2 separate regions of the Mus musculus genome follow, and region 1 is linked to region 2. Evidence: chromatin loops called from intact Hi-C (ENCODE). Cell type or tissue: left cerebral cortex. All regions are shown on one strand.

Region 1 (8,000 bases), 1.2 Mb before region 2:
CTCATGCATAAGAGGTCAGAGGACATGCTGTGGGAGTCAGTTCATTCAACTACGTATGTCACAAGGATCTAACTCAGGCCATTGGCGGCAGGTGTCTTTACCACCCGAGCCTTTCTCTGGCCCTGCTCTGAAGTTTTACATGTTAAACAAACTAACTGATTGGTGACAAAGGAAGGCAGAGTTAAGGGTATTCAAATTCCTCCCTCTTCTGTCTTTGCAGTAATTGTGTGAGCGCTTATATTGAATCTACTGTTTAAGCACTGACATGCGTTATGCATGACACATTGAAGACCTGAAGCGTATACAGAAGACAGCCACAGCCCAGAGTCTGGGAGAGCGTCTGTTTCACAGGAACAATTCACAGCTGAGCCCCTGTGTATGGAGCTCCAACTGTGTACCTGGGACTTCTCCAAATCACCCTCCAAACCATCTCACATTGTTTGTTGAGATGTTAGATTGTGCAATGTGCCATTTGGAAGCTGTTCCATTAAACTCAACTGTAAGTGCTTCACTGTGCAGAACTTAGAACAATGAAGAGATTTGGGGGAGAGACAGACAGCATTGTTGGCATCAGGCAGATTAGCTGGCATGTGGTAATAATAAAAAAAGCAAATTGACTGTTAGTGGGTTTTATTTCTGTTTTAATATTCTCTACTAGTGGCTGGGGATATGCCTAAGTTGGTAGAGCACCTGCCTAGAATCCCCCAGTGAGGGACTCGGTGGTGTGGCTCAGTGGTAAAGCATCTGTCTAGAATCCCCCAGTGGGGTGAGGGGCTGGGGGCGTGGCTCAGTGTTAGAGCCCCTGCCTAGAACCCCCAGTGAGGGGCTGGAGCATGGCTCAGTGTTAGAGCCCCTGCCTAGAATCCCCCAGTGAGGGGCTGGGGTGTGGCTCAGTGGTAGAGCCCTGCCTAGAATCCCCCAGTGAGGGGCTGGGGTGTGGCTCAGTGGTAGAGCCCCTGCCTAGAATCCCCCCAGTGAGGGACTTGGTGGTAAGGTCCTGAATACAGTGTTTATAATATCAATACTGCAGAGGCAAAAGGATCAGAGATTCCAGGTTAGCCATTATTACACAATTTGATCCCGTCTCAAACAAAACTAACCACAATAAAAGCATACCTTTCTCCCTACGCCCTGCCCGCTGGATGGCACTCCATGCTTGAATTGCTGTGCACTGGCACCCACCCATATCCCTGAATCACACAGATGTAGCTCAGGTCATGATAGGCCAAAGCCTCCCAGAGCTGACCTCCAGCTTGTGAAAACCACTTTGGATGCTCTGGGGTTATACCACCATTGTCTATGCAGAGTCTTTAAAATGCATTTAAATATTTCACAGAGTTTCTAAATTTTTTAGAATTCATAAATTTGCAATGGTAACAAGATCATAAAAGGAAAAGCATGCTCCCAACCAACCAGGAACACAGAACCCACTTATTTATATGTTGATCATTTATTTCTATTTTTTTCCCACCTGGATTCTCTCCAGAGATTTTATTTCTCATTTCTCAGAGAATCTAAAGACAGCAGAACTCAGTATGAAATAATCTTCGCTCTGCACCTGTTCAAATGACCAGCAAGACACTAGTCATTCATCCTTACACACAACCATCAACCCAGGGGACATGAGAAAATAAATAACCTAATATCCACACCATGGTGCCTCTCAGTGCTGCATCAGAAGGCAGATAGCATGGATAGGTATTTGAATTTTCCATGAAGGAAACTTTCTGAAGTCCCTCCCTTAAAAGTCTGGTGGACTGGGTACGCAGTATTTGGGATGGGGCCTGCTTCCCCTCTGCCTGTGTCTATCCAGCTGATGCTGGAAATCTTGTTTAATTAATAATAAACATAGCAGGATTAGTTTTTCTTTTCTATTTGAACTATATTCGAAATGGGATGGCTGGATGCTTCTTATAGAAACCCTTTGAAAATGAGACCATGTCAGAAATGAGTGATTTCTTATCATTCGGGATGCTGGCGGGGAAGTTTCAGCAGAGCAGAGAATTGATGTCACCTCCTGCTGCTGTCTCTACCACAGAGGCAGTCGGATCTACTTTCTTCCTGGACCCATGCGTGGGGGCAGCTTCTGCAGGCGGTACCTCCTTTCTGCTCTCAGAAGCTTTCTTTCTTCTTTCTGCCTGGGGTTTGCATAAGCCTTGGGAGGCCAGATGTTCCTCGGGTGCAGCAGAACCAGGCAGGCCTGAATGGAGCTGAGTCCTTGGGGACACATGCTACACAGCACAGCTCTGCCCTCACCACAGAGCTAAAGTTTACATTCAGGAGAACGAAGCTCTCAGAGGCTGGAAGACCTCAGACATGACTGCATTATGCTGTGAACTATGTGTCTTGTTGAGCTCTTGGTCAAGGTTCCTGAGCAATTTTTGCCCGAACCATGGGGAGGCTCTATTTGCAAGAATTTTTCTGTTAGGAATATTTATTGGGCCATTACCACCACACACCTGAATGCTCCTAGGAGGCCTTGTGCATGAAATTACACCCCCTTTGTTCTTTCCTTTTTCCTTCAGGATTGGGGATTGATTCCAGAGCTTCAGCCACAATAGGCAAGTGTCCTTTCTCTGAGCCACACCCCAGGCCCTTTATGGGGGACCTAGGCAGGGGCTCTACCACTGAGTCACACCCTCAGCCCCTCACTGGGGGATTCTAGGCAGGGGCTCTACCACTGAGCCACACTCCCAGCCCCTCACTGAGGGACTCTAGGCAGGAGTTCTACCACTGAGCCACGCCCCCAGCCCCTCACTGGGGGATTCTAGGCAGGGGCTCTACCACTGAGCCACGCCCCCAGCCCCTCACTGGGGGATTCTAGGCAGGGGCTCTACCACTGAACTACATCCTCAGTGTTTTTGTTTTTGTTTAATTTTTATCTTGAGATGAAGTGTCACTGATTTGCTCAGGCTGTCCTTGAGCTCCCTCTGTTGTTCAGGGTGCCTGGAATTTGACACACTCCTGTCTTAGCCTCCAGAATAGCAGATCCACAGGAGACTGTTTTTTTATGCTCTTTGCAGGTGTGTAGTTCACTGTACTGTAACACACCCTGCAGTACCTTCTCTTGTCTCTCCTTCTCCCCATCCAATGCTCCCCTTTCTCCTTCTGTGTTGATCCTGCTCTCTTTCTATACACATGTGTGCACACAAAAGACAAGCTATTTATCTTTTAGAGTTTGACGTATTATTTAACAATGATCTACAGTTCTATCCATTTTCCCATAAAGGGCATAATTTCATTTTCTTTTGTATCTGAATAAGAGTTTCTTTTGTATTCCATTGTGTGTAAATGCCACCTTCTCTTTTCTTGCGTGTCTGTTGACCATGCTCATCTGACCCTAAATCCCAGTCTTGTGAGCAGTGGACAGGACTGTTTGCCACAGCGGCTCATGCCTATAATCCCAGCACTTGGGAAGTGGAGGCAGGATGATTGGTGTGAGTTTGGGGCATCCTGGGCTACATGGTCAATTCCAAGATGGCCTGGGCTAAGACTGAAATTGTGTATGAAAAACTAGAAAGTAAAGCATGGATTCTGGGCCTTGCTGTAGCGTGCCTACTTCAGGAAGCTGGACAATGCAATGGCTGTTGGAGGTTTTTTTTTTTTTTTTTTTTTTTTTTGAAGAACCTCTATACAACTTTCCACACTGGCCACCCTGGTTCATCCCCCTAAATCCAGTCTGACTTTCTCTTCCTTCCTCTCTCTCTTTGTCTTTTCTCTCTTCTTTCTTTGCATACATCCTCCCACCCCGCCCCATCTTTCTTTTCTTTTTCTTGAGACAGAGCCTAGGTTGGCCTCAGACGAGCTCTGTGTATAAGAATGACCTTAAGAATGGAGCCCCTAAATGTTCATCGCCAAAAGGAAAAGGACACAGCTGGAGAAGTCTGAACACCTGGCTTATCTAAGAAAGGCCAAGTTGTAGCAGTGTGGCAAATTCCTAAAACATAATATCACGACATGAGGGCATAGAGGCAAATTCTAGAAGTGTGAGCAGTCCAACAGTATTCTTCTAGATTGTTCGTGGCTGGGCTGACTATTGGAGGGCAAATCTGGCTTATGAAAGGCAGTTCAAGGACACATGCCCCAGCTCAAGACAGGGCATGGGAGAATGACCCTACAGATGGGGCTCATCCTGAAGGCTTAGTTTGGGGGTCACAGACTTGAGACAGGGTCTCGCTCTGTAGTACAAGTTGGCCTAGAACTCACTATGTAGCAGAGATGGCCATTTGATTCACTGTAGCCCAGGCTGGCCTGGAGCTCACTTGATAGTCCAAATGTTCTTTTCCTAACTTGGCCTGGTCTTTCCTTTCTGTATTGTTGCCAGGGATCCAATCCACGGTCTCTTACACACAATATTAGCACCAAACTAACTCAGCTACATGTCCAGCCCTTAGCCTTAAGCTTCCAATCCTCCTGCCTCTACCTCTTATGTGGTGGGATTATAGGCCTGTACCACCATGCCAGCCATACGTAATTTACATTTTTAAAAAAATCCCTCAAAGTGAAAAATCTGGCTTTTGTCCATTTTGCATGTCTGGAACTTATACTATTAATCTCTGTATTTTTGTGTGTTTTTAAACATTCATAATATATAAAAGTCAATGGGAAACCACACCCTGGATCCACGTGGTCCTCTTCATTAAAGGGTCTTGAGGCAGGGCTGACAGGAAAAGGAGACAAATTCGTTGTCCTTAGACAAGAGGTTTTCTAGCCAACATGCCCCCCCCCGCCCCCGCAGGGTGGCCCACACACGGGGCGCGAGTTGGCTGGCTTAAGAGCAGCACCCGAGAGACCTTAAAAATATCTGGCCACCATGGACCTTATCGACCACCGTAGCCACAGAGGCGTGTGAATGGGGGCGAGGGGTAAAACGCAATCCAATCAATATATGCCTTTCTTCTGCTCCCGACCTCAAATAATGTATGTGCTGATTAAGGAGCCTGTCACTTAGTTTTAAAAGCAGTGTTAAATATTAATTACGAGTCGTATGGCTCGACCCCGGGACGGGTCATCATCTCCTTCCTTCTGGGGTTCTCCTGGGACACTGAAGGAAACCCCACCTCCACTTGGCCACTGGGAAACGGAGCGGATTTCGATTAGAAATCACAACCATTCTCTGTTCCCTCTCCAGCATTAACTGTGGACAGGACAATTACGGAAACAGAATTCATTGTTCGAACAAGCTGAACTCATAATATTAGTGTGGATTTAAAAAAATTTTTTTTCTTGGCCAGGAATTAAAAATAGCTTCTTCTCCCCGTCCCCGCCTCCCACCCTCCTGTTCCCTCGCTGCCAGATTTAGAAACAGGGGAACCTTCATAGGTTGCATCCTAGTTAGTATTCGCGAGGCAGTATGGCTCAGAATCATTTTATTTTAAAAACCAAGTCTTCACTGGATTCCTACAGGGGAGTCCCAGTGCACCAGCTCTGTGTTGGGTGCACGGGGACGGATGCAGAGGCGGGGCATCCGTCTGGGAAGGCTGGGAGCTGACTCCGTGGTGATGCCTGTCCTTGTCAGGATTATCATTGCTGTGATGACACACCTTGACCCAAAGCACCTTAGGGAGTTGCTCTGTTAGTAAAGCGCTTTTTTGTACAAGCGTGGAGACCTGAGTTCACACATCCCCACAAACTGGTAAAAGCCAGCTGTGGCAGCCTACACCTGTTATCCTAATGCTAGACAGGTAGAGATGGGAGGACCCAGACCCGCGAAAGGCCCTGCCTCGAAAAAGAATGTGGGAAATCATCTGAGGAAGATGCCCAAGATTGAACTCTGCTCTCACATGTGTGTGCAAACACACGTGTGCACACACACGTGTGCACCTACTTACTTCACTGCATAGGTCAGTCAGGCTAGCTGGCTATCCAGTTTCTAGAGATGTCCCTTTCTGTCTCCTACCTTGCCTGCCTGCCTCCTTCCCTTCCTCCCTTCCTCCCTTCCTCCCTTCCTCCCTTCCTCCCTTCCTCCCTTCCTCCCTTCCTCCCTTCCTCCCTTCCTCCCTTCCTCCCTTCCTCCCTTCCTCCCTCCCTCCCTCCCTCCCTCCCTCCCTCCCTCCCTCCCTTCCAACCTTGCTCCTGCCTCCCTCGCTTCCTACCTGCCTTTCTTCTTCCTCCTCCTCCCTCTGTCTCTTCTGTCTTTCTCCCTAAGTCTCTCTGTCTCCGTATGTCTTTCCCTCTCTCTTTCTTTCTCAAACTCATATTCTCACACTTGCAGAGAAAACAGTTCCTAGCTGAGCCATCTCCCCAGCTCAGAAACGATGTTTCAGCAAAGAATTTTTAGGAACTGGAGAGATGGCTCTGCAATTAAGAGCATACACCGCTCTTGCAGGACCTGAGTTTAGTTCCCATAGGGTGGCTCACAATAGCCTCTGACTCCAGCTCTAGAGAACCCAACATCCTCTTTTGTCATCTGCAGGCAACTGTACTCACATGTACACACCACACACCATATGCATGGTTTAAAAATAAAAGTAAATATTAAAAAAAAATTTATACACAGACTCAGGCAAGAGCCAAAATGCAAAGAGGCTTTGACTGGGGTTCCTGGTACTTTATCCCTTCCGTGTTGGGTTGAAACACTCCCCCCACCCCAATAATAAAAGATCTTTACAGATGTAATTTGCCAAGATTAGGCCATAATTACTGCCTGACATTCCAGCTGCCTGGATCGAATCTTCCAGAATCTGTCTTCGAGAAGCAGGCTTCTGTGGTTGCTGGCTCATCCTAACATCTGCGGGTCCTGATGCTGCAGGTACGGGGAAGATTAAATACACACGCCTTCAATAGCAAACCAGGGGACATCCAGGTGGTTGCTATGGGAACCACACTGAGTAGCTCCAACTTCACTGTCCCTTGTCAACTTTGTCAGTTGTCAGTAACTTCCTGGTTCATTCTACAAAATAGGAAGTTCACAAGCAGTCTGCTGTCACCAGAGCAAAGTGTGTCTTTGGTAGTTTCCGGGGAAAGAAACCAAAGCTTTAGGACAAGGGGTGTGTGTGTGTGTGTGTGTGTGTGTGTGTGTGTGTCTATTTTGTTTTTAATTATATGTGTACCTGTGTAGGGACATAGCTGTGTTAGTGCAGGTACCCATAGAAGCCTAAGGGGGCATTAGATCCCCTAGAGCAGGAATTATAGATAGTTCTGAATCACCTGATATAGGTTCTGGGAACTAAACTTGGGTGCTATACAAGAGCGGTGTGTGCTCTTAATGCTGAGCCATCTCTTGCACAGTCATTATTTGAAACAAGGTATTGCCCTTAAACCTGGAGCTCACCATTTCCATTATGCTGTCTGGCTGATGAGCCCCAGAGCATCCTCCTGTCTCTACCTCCCCAGTGCTGGGATAACAGGCATGTGCCACCACAGTCAGTATTTAACATGGGTTCTGGGTCTCAAACTCTGATCCTTGCGTTTGTGTGGCAGATACTTCACCCAGTGGTGCCATCTCCCCAGTCCAATACTCCTATGTGGCTCCATCTCCTCTCTACACTGGGAGTGATAGGACTTCAGTGGTGATGCTGAGCTGTGCCCAGAGACCTTCTGCATAGGCCTCCAGATTCTTTGATGAGCAAACATTTGAGATTCCTAATTGGGCTACTACCGTAGAGAATTATTTCATTATTAGAGATGAGAGGAGCTGCCCTAAACCTTGATCATCGTGCTCCCTTTGTTGGGAGCTTCTGGTAACTGAATATGCCAGTGTCTCTCTTGCACCTCTCATTTTTCCTCCCTGCATAGCTAATCAGTACTCTCTGCTTTATTCTTGTAAGAGTTCTATGTAAGTCGGCTCAGTTTTGCTGAAGTCTTTCTTTTTGTGCATTTGACACACTATTGGAGGACAGTAGAAATCTTTATGTTCAAGGGCTAGGGGAACAACACTCAAACTCGGATACAACTCAGAAATTATAAGAGGAAATAATTATTACAATAGAGAAGAAATATCACTCTACTCTACGCTAATGCACTTAACTGTCAAACAAAGAGATCTTTAAGATGATGAA
Region 2 (8,000 bases):
TCTTCCTTTGGCCTGGCTGGGGTGGGGGGTTGTGTGAGAACCCAGCCTGCCACCTTTGCCACCCAGTTGACCAGACTGCGTGGTCAGCACAAGAGGCAGCCTCTGGCTCTGGAGACCTGGCCATTCGGTAAAGTTTTAGCTGCACAAGCATGAGGACCTGAGTTCAGTCCCCAGAACCCATATAAAAGCCAGGGCATAGCGGTGCATGCTGGAGTTTGTCAGCGAGGTTAAACTGGCAGAGCCTCCTAGCCTAGGGATCCCTCCGCCTCCGCCTCCGCCTCCGCCTCCGCCTCCGCCTCCGCCTCCGCCTCCGCCTCCGCCTCCGCCTCCTTGCCCCCCACCCCCCCGCCCGCATTTCTGGGATTACAAGGGCAGACCATCATACCTGGTTACTGGACACTGAACTCCAGGTCCTCACACTTCCATGGCAAGCACATTAGTGACTGAACTCTCCCAGCATAGATTTTTTTTTTCTAGTGAGTTTTGTGTCGAGACAAGACATCACTATGTAGCCCAGGCTGACCTTGAGTGATTCTCCTGCCTCAGCCTCCTGAATGCTGAATACATACGTCACCATGCCTAACTGGAAGATTGCTGCTCTGTGTGTACAAAAACTAAAGTGGCTTGGGTGTCCTCCAAGCCCAGAGATGTTGCTGGGACCCTGAATCCCAACGCTGCCTCCTGATATCTCCATCACTCGTCCCTGCTAAACGCACTTCAAGTGATCTCACACTACAAAATCTTTACTCTGGAAAGCCACAAAAAATTTTCCTCCATAAACAGTATTGCAACTTGGGTCCAATGACGTGGCTCAGTGATCAAAGGCACGTGCTGTGTTTAGTTTGAGAACCAATTTCCTTAGGTTGTCCTCTGAACTCCACGTGCAATTGAGGTACATGCACAGATATATACAGATATAGATACAGATGTAAACTTAGATGTAGATATAAATGTAGATATAGATATAAATATATAGAAACATATATCAGCCTCTGCATCAGCCTCTCAAGTACTAGAATTGCATGTAAGGCATAGATCACCATAAATAACCTATGGTTTTATTTTCAATGTTATTATTGTTACTATTAATATTATTTATGGGGGGGGGGGTCGGGGGCAGAGGTCAATCTCAGATGTTGCTCCTTAAAGTAATACTCTTTTATTTTTAGGGACAGGGTCTCGCACTAGAACCTGGGATGGCTGTTTTTTGACTAGGTCGGCTGGTCAGTGGTCATCATTGCACTACAAGCATGCATTAGTAGTCCTGTCTGGTTCTTCTCAATGTGGATTCTAAGGCACTGACTAATCTATCTCCCAACCCCATGACCATCCCTTTTTTTTGGGGGGGGGGGTGTTTCAAGACAAGGTTTCTCTGTGTAGCCCTGACTGTCCTGGAACTCACTTTGTAGGCCAGGGTGGCCTCAAACTCAGAAATCCACCTGCCTCTGCCTCCCAAGTGCTGGGATTAAAGGCATGCCCGGCCTGACCATCCTTCTTAATGTTCACATAATATTCCTTGATTAACTACACCACAGTTTATTTTCTCCTTTTTTACCACTTAGATTTTTTTTCTAATTTACGCTACTATAAATAACAATGCAATTAACATCTCTATTTCTTCAGCTGGATCCAAATGTCTTATGAATTAACAGCAACTGAACAGGATTCAATTCTGTGTCATTGCTTTTCGGACAAAAACGGAATGTCCTGGTTTCCGAACAAGGAACCATCTAAATTTAGGCTTCTTGACAGAGCTGTGTGACAAGCCGAATAGCAATGACAGAGTCCCAGCAGCACTTTAGAAAAGTCTATTTAGCTTGTTTGCCCTCGTTGAGGGACAGACTAAGTCTCACGTTGCTTCATCTTAAAGTGACTTTCAAGACCGGAAAATTTACCCTTGAAGGGATGTTTTTTTTAGGTACTGTATTTTATTTTTACTTTTTATCTGTGTGTGTACACTGTGTGTGTGTGTGTGTGTGTGTGTGTTCCTGTGAGTAGGGGTGCATGCTTACCATGACACATGAGTGGAGGTCAGAGGAAAAGCTCAGCTGTCAATCATGTCCTTGCCCCTTGGTGGAGCCCAGGTCTCTTGTTTGCCCCGCTGTGTACACCAGGCTACCCTGCCCATATGTTTCCAGGAATTCTCTTGCCTTCCTTCACCTTCCATCTTGCCTTAGAAGTGCTGGGATTCCAGGTATGCACTATCATGTTGACTTTACATGAGCTCTGCCCACTGAGCCATCTTCCTGGCCTAGGGACTTCTCTCTAAGTAGCATCATTTGGACATTTGTTCCTTTACGCAGATGTCCTTGAGCCTGGCTAAGCTCAAGATCGCCCACAAATGCATCCTCCTCGATGTATTTAAATCCCAGTAATACAGTCGCCCTTGGGATGCCTGGAGCTTCAGTTCTGGGACCCTCGGCGAACATTGTGTGGATACGTAGGCCCTGTATAGATGTGATGGTGCTTGTAGAGAACCCATGTCCATCTTCCCACGCACTTGCAGTATTCTTTATATTACTTAGACTAATGCAAGGTCAAGTCTGTGTAAACGGTTGCTAGACAGCATTGTTTAGGGACTAGCAACAGCAGTAACAAAAAAATGGTTGGCTCAGACTCTGTGTGTGTGTGTGTGTGTGTGTGTGTGTGTGTGCACGCTGTGTGCCGGAGAAATAGAGACCAGAAGACAATTGTGTTGTCCAGCTCTCTTCCTTCTTATCTTCCTCTTCTTCTTCCTTCTCCTCCCCCTCCTCCTCCTCTTTTTCTTCTTCTTCCGGCCTCCCAAATGCTGGAATTAAAGGCTCTACCATAACAGTCTTAACTTATTTTTTTAAGTATGTTATTTTTTAAAACTTACAAAATAGCCAGGTGGTGGTTGTACACACCTTTAATCCCAGCACTCTGGAAACAGAGGCAGGTAGATCTCTGTGAGTTCAAGGCCAGCCTCATCTACAGTGTGAGTTCCAGGTCAGCCAGGGCTACACAGAGAACCCTTGTCTCAAAAAAACAAAAAAACTTACAAAATACACATACACACACACAGAGCCCAATGTCCATTCATGTACTTGAGGCACAAGGCACATCTAGCCACAAAGAGATCAAGTTACCTTGAGACATCATGGAGGTGAGCCAGAGGCTGCTCTGATCCCAGCCCCTCCAGCGTCCCAACTCTCCCTAAGTGGTGGCCCCACACCTTAGCCCCTGAAACTGCCCTTCACATAAATCTGGCCAAGTGTCGTCAACAGAATAAATCTCAGGCTTCTACTGCCACCTTGTGGTCACTTCTTGTCAGTTGCCCAGCCTCACGTCTCGGCCCATGCCATAGACCGTGGAATGACCTCACAAACTTAAAGAAAAGGAGGTCCAGAGAGGGTGGTGACACTCCTGGGGTCACACAGTTAGCCATGATGATGCTGCGGCTAGAATTTCACGTTCTTCAGTTCTGTGCGTCTTTGCTTTGGCTTCTCCAAGAAGCCAGGCTCAGACAGTGCCACGACTGGGCTCTCAAGTAGGAAGAAAAGAGAATGGGATAGTGTGCAACTTTAACTATTGAACTATTTGCTCCACTGGCCTGGGCAGGACAGAACAGCATCAGAAGCCACGAGTTTGCCTCTCATTCTCTCGTTCTCACTTTTGCCTGTAGCTACTTGCTCGGGAAGCCAGGGGAGCAAGCATAGGAATCCCACCGGGTCTCACCCTCTCCACTACTCCTTCCGGCCCAAAATGGCCCCAAATCGGAAGACAGATGTGAGGTTTGGATCGGAATGAGACTTATAGTGTTTTCCTACTGCCTCAACTTAGGCAAGGTGATTGCTGCCCGGAATCCATGTCTGCCTCTAAAACAATCCAAGTGACGACTGACCATCAGGAAAGAAAGATCCCAGCTGGGCAGTGGTGGCGCACGCCTTTAATCCCAGCACTCGGGAAGCAGAGACAGGCAGATTTCTGAGTTCAAGGCCAGCCTGGTCTACAGAGTGAGTTCCAGGACAGCCAGGGCTACACAGAGAAACCCTGTCTCAGAAAACCAATAAATAAATAAATAAATCCTTTAATAAAAAAAAAAAAAAGGAAAGAAAGATCCCAGGCTGGCTTGGTCCTCAGCTGACGAGGCTGTTGGGAATTGGTGGCAACTTTAGGACTTCGGGACAAACAGGATAAAGTTAGGTCATTGGAGAACATGCCCTTGAGGAGGACTGTACACACACACACACACACACACACACACACACACACACACACCTGCGCCCTTCCCTCTCTGTTGCCCAATTGCCGTGAGGCGAGCTGACTTCCTCCAGCATGTGCTCTGGCTGCCATGTACTGTGTCGCCACAGCCCAGGATAACAAGGCCAGGCAACTATGGCCTGAAGTCTCTGAAACTGTGAGTCAAAATAGACTTTTCCTCCTTGTACGTTTCTTGTTCTAGGTGTTTTAATCGCAGTGCCAGAAAGCTAACACAGCCCTAGATCTTCTGGTCTAATTACTTACAAGTTGGTCTGGGGCAAGGTTGACTAAAGTGAGGTGTGTTTGGTCAAGAACATTTAGAGTCAGGAAAAGCATTCCAGAAGGTAGCAGAACTGTAGACAGCAGCATGGCTTGGAAGTTAGAGTTAGGGTGGGATTGTGGAAGACCAAAATGGAAGCTGAAGGAGGTCTACCTACCTAATATTCCTGCCTAATTCACCTTACCTAAATGCTTTCATCAATTGTTTAATTGGAAAGTATGTATGCTGTCTTAGTTGGGTTACTTTGCTGTGGTGAAACACCATGACCAGGCTGGCGAGAAGGATGACGGATACATACATGGAGTAGAGATAGATGTTGATGATAGATGGATAGATTATAGATGATAGACTATACATTATAGATAGATGGTAGATTATAAGTAGACGGATGACAGATGAATAAATAGTAGCCAAACGATAGATATGTATAGATGATAGGTGGATAGAAAATACATAGATGACAAATTTATGGATAGATTGATTATAGAGATAAGTGATCCTTGGATAAATGATAGATAGATAGATAGATAGATAGATAGATAGATAGATAGGCAGGCTCGCTCCACATCAGCATATCCTCTCATCTATGAGAGGCCTCTCAGGTTGCTCCCGCCTCTGAGCTCCTGCCTCCTGCATCCATCCACAGCTCAGGAAAGCAGAGAGGAGATGAGAGTGCCCAGAAAGCGCTGCAGAATCTGAGCTTACTCCCCCCTTTCCCAAGGAACCCGAACCCTCCCCTTCCCTCTCAGCTTTCTTCCGATAAATGAAATTGTCTGAGTCCTTCTCCATCTCTAATCGGGTTAGGACATGTCCAATGCTCTTGACGAGCTTGTGGGCCGATCTGGGGATCAAACAAGATTACAGGGCAGCAAGCACTCAAGTCTGAAGAGGTGCATCCACCATCAGGATTATCAATAAGCTCCCATTGATCTCTTAATACAGAAAAAATACAGTTACCTCCTCCCAAGGGGTTTTCCTCACGGAGAATGGTAGGCATATCCTCTTCTCTGCCTACCTCCTTCCCACTGAATCTGGACCTTTGGCCCAGGGGTCTCTTGGCCCTTGGAACTGATGGGCACTCAGACCTCACTGTAAGTCAGAACTCACTCGAAGGTTCTTAACCAGGTGTAGATATTTGTTTTGCTGGGCTCAAACGATTTCAAAATTCTTCCTATCTCCCTGATGATATACAGAAATAGGAATGGTTACTTTTTTATTTGTATATGCCCATATATCACTGTACATGGGTGTGTGCACATGCATGTAGATGTAGATGAATTATTTATTCTAGTTAGCCCATATAAAAGACACAAAACCCTGGTATTTGGCTTATACGCTGTAAACCTAGACTGGGCAGGTTCTGAGTTATTCTGACGGCTCAGACACACGCCCTTTGCTACTTGCTGTTTGAGTCTTTTGCCCCAGCAGCCTGTGCTCGGGGTGCACTTCTGTAAGCCACCTGCTCCTGGTCCATCTCCTCTACTGGTGGCCTCCTGCTCTTTCCATCTTCTCTCTCCTCCCTCAGAATCTCCTGAGATCCCTCACTTGATTCTCAAGTCCCCCCTTTCTCTCTCTGCTGCCCAGTCACAGGCTCTAAGCCTTTTATTAACTGATTAACCTTACACTGGGGAGCAAGGTTTACACAACCAAGACTGCTGTGTGTGAGAATTCTCTCCTGGACAGCAACTGAACATTAGGGTTCAGAACATAGCACCAGATCAACCCCCAAAATGGGGAGGTCAGAGGACCACCTCAGGTGTTTATCCTCAGCCACCTCCCACCAAACAGGCCAGCAAGCTCCCAGGTATTCCCCCGTCTCTGCCTCTCCTCTCTCCATCTCTCCAGAATTACAAACACGCATTAGCACACCCAACTGTTTGCTTGATTGGTCCTTTTTTTTCTCCAAAATTTGGGGTCTGGAAAGATGACTTATGGGTTAAGAACACTGGGTATTCTTCAGGAGGACATGGGTTTAATCTCAGCACCCAGATGGCAGCTCACTACCATCTGACTCCAGATGCCCTCTTCTGGCCTCTACACATACAGATATACAGGTAAAAATACATAAAACAAAAAAATAAAAAAAATTAACTTACATATTTTTAAAAGATTTATTTATTTAATATATATGTGTACACTGTAGCTGTCTTCACACACCCTAGAAGAGGGCATCAGATCCCATTACATAGTTGTGAGCTACCATGTGGTTGCTGGGAATTGAACTCAGGACCTCTGGAAGAGCAGTCAGTGCTCTTAACCATTGAGCCATCTCTCTAGCCCCAATTTAAATCTTAAAATGAAATTAATGTCATTTCTGCTACTGCTCAGCCTGTCCTCTCCATTTTGTAGGGTCTAGGATTCCCTGCCTGGGGAATGATGCCTCCCACCATGGGCAGACCCTCCCACAGCAGCTGTAATTAAGAGAGTTCCTCACAGACATTCCCAGAGGCCCAGCTCCCAGAGGATTCTCTAAAGTCTACAATCAAAACTAACCATGCCGGGTACTGTGGCACTTCCCACAAAGGGTCCTTCTTCTCAGAAGACCCCAGCTTGGTAATATCAGTGAGCCACAGGCTCCACTATACCCTAGATTTCAGTCTCCAAGGACAGTTACCCATGGTCAACTGCAGCGAAAAATAAAATCTTAAAGGAATGTTCTAGAGAAAGAGATTTAGCTTGGAACTCAAGGATGGGAAAGGATGCTCACCATAAAGACAAGTCACATCACCTGGAGAAACTTCCCATGGTCCTCTTGGGCATCTCAGGGAGATCTCTGCACCCACATTCTTGATTTTCTTTGGCCTTGTTTTGTTTTGTGGTACTGGGATTTAAATCCAGGGTCTCACACAGGCTTGCCCTGTACCGTGGAATCAGGGCCTTAAAGAAGCCAATTTGTTCCCTTGGTGTCTTCCTCTTTTCCCAGTATTCTTATTGAAAAAGTCTTTTATTCTGAGTGGTCTGAGACCTCTTTTGGTGTTACCACGCCTAACCCAGGACGGACTTCAAAGCAAGTGGCTTTTGGAGCTAGACAGTACAATTTACAATTTTTTTTTAAAGCTGCCTGAGGTGGCTCACACCTGATACCCCAGTTCCTAGGACACTGAGGCCAGATGATTGCTGTGATTAAAGGAGACCTTGGGCTGTGTAGTGAGTTCTGGGCTAGCCTAGGCTACAGGGTGAGACCATGTCTCAAACAGAAATGTTAAGAAAGGATGGTGAAGCCATGTCATACAAACCATCTTAGGGGTGGTGGAAGCAGCCATCCTCAGAGGACAGGGGCTAGAGCTCAGAAGGGTTTTAAAGGTCCCAGAAGAGGCTGGGGGAGATGGATACAGAGGTAAAGGGCAGGGAAGAGGAAGGAGATAGGAAGAGAGGAAAGAAATCAAGAGAGAGATGAGGGAGGGAAGAAGGGGAGGAAAGGAGAGGAGGGGGGAGGGAGGGAAGTAGGAGACCAACTCTGAAGCACTGTGCAATACTAAGAATACTAAGAAATAACTGA

What was found. A loop is a pair of places that touch in the nucleus more often than their neighbours do. Peaks named below come from ENCODE experiments on the same cell type or tissue, not always from the same donor. Only the 100,000 strongest peaks of a DNase experiment are listed, where the experiment ranks them.
Region 1: it touches region 2 in a loop (2.8-fold over the local background); 16 of 42 quality-filtered maps call a loop at or near these places.

The regions. Positions count from the first base shown.
Region 1 is chr5:141,074,206-141,082,205 of GRCm38, forward strand. It overlaps Gm38730 (a long non-coding RNA gene), which reads left to right. Exons shown (of 3, transcript XR_868654.1): 3 at 221-480. Among named protein-coding and RNA genes, the nearest start is that of Gm38730, 13 kb to the left of the region's middle. In left cerebral cortex, a CTCF peak has its summit at 2,948 (motif pointing left); DNase peaks (open chromatin) are centred at 2,112, 2,960, 4,984, 5,281 and 2 more places.
Region 2 is chr5:142,316,221-142,324,220 of GRCm38, forward strand. No RefSeq gene overlaps it. Among named protein-coding and RNA genes, the nearest start is that of Gm30998, 43 kb to the right of the region's middle. In left cerebral cortex, a CTCF peak has its summit at 3,280 (motif pointing left); DNase peaks (open chromatin) are centred at 1,738 and 3,272.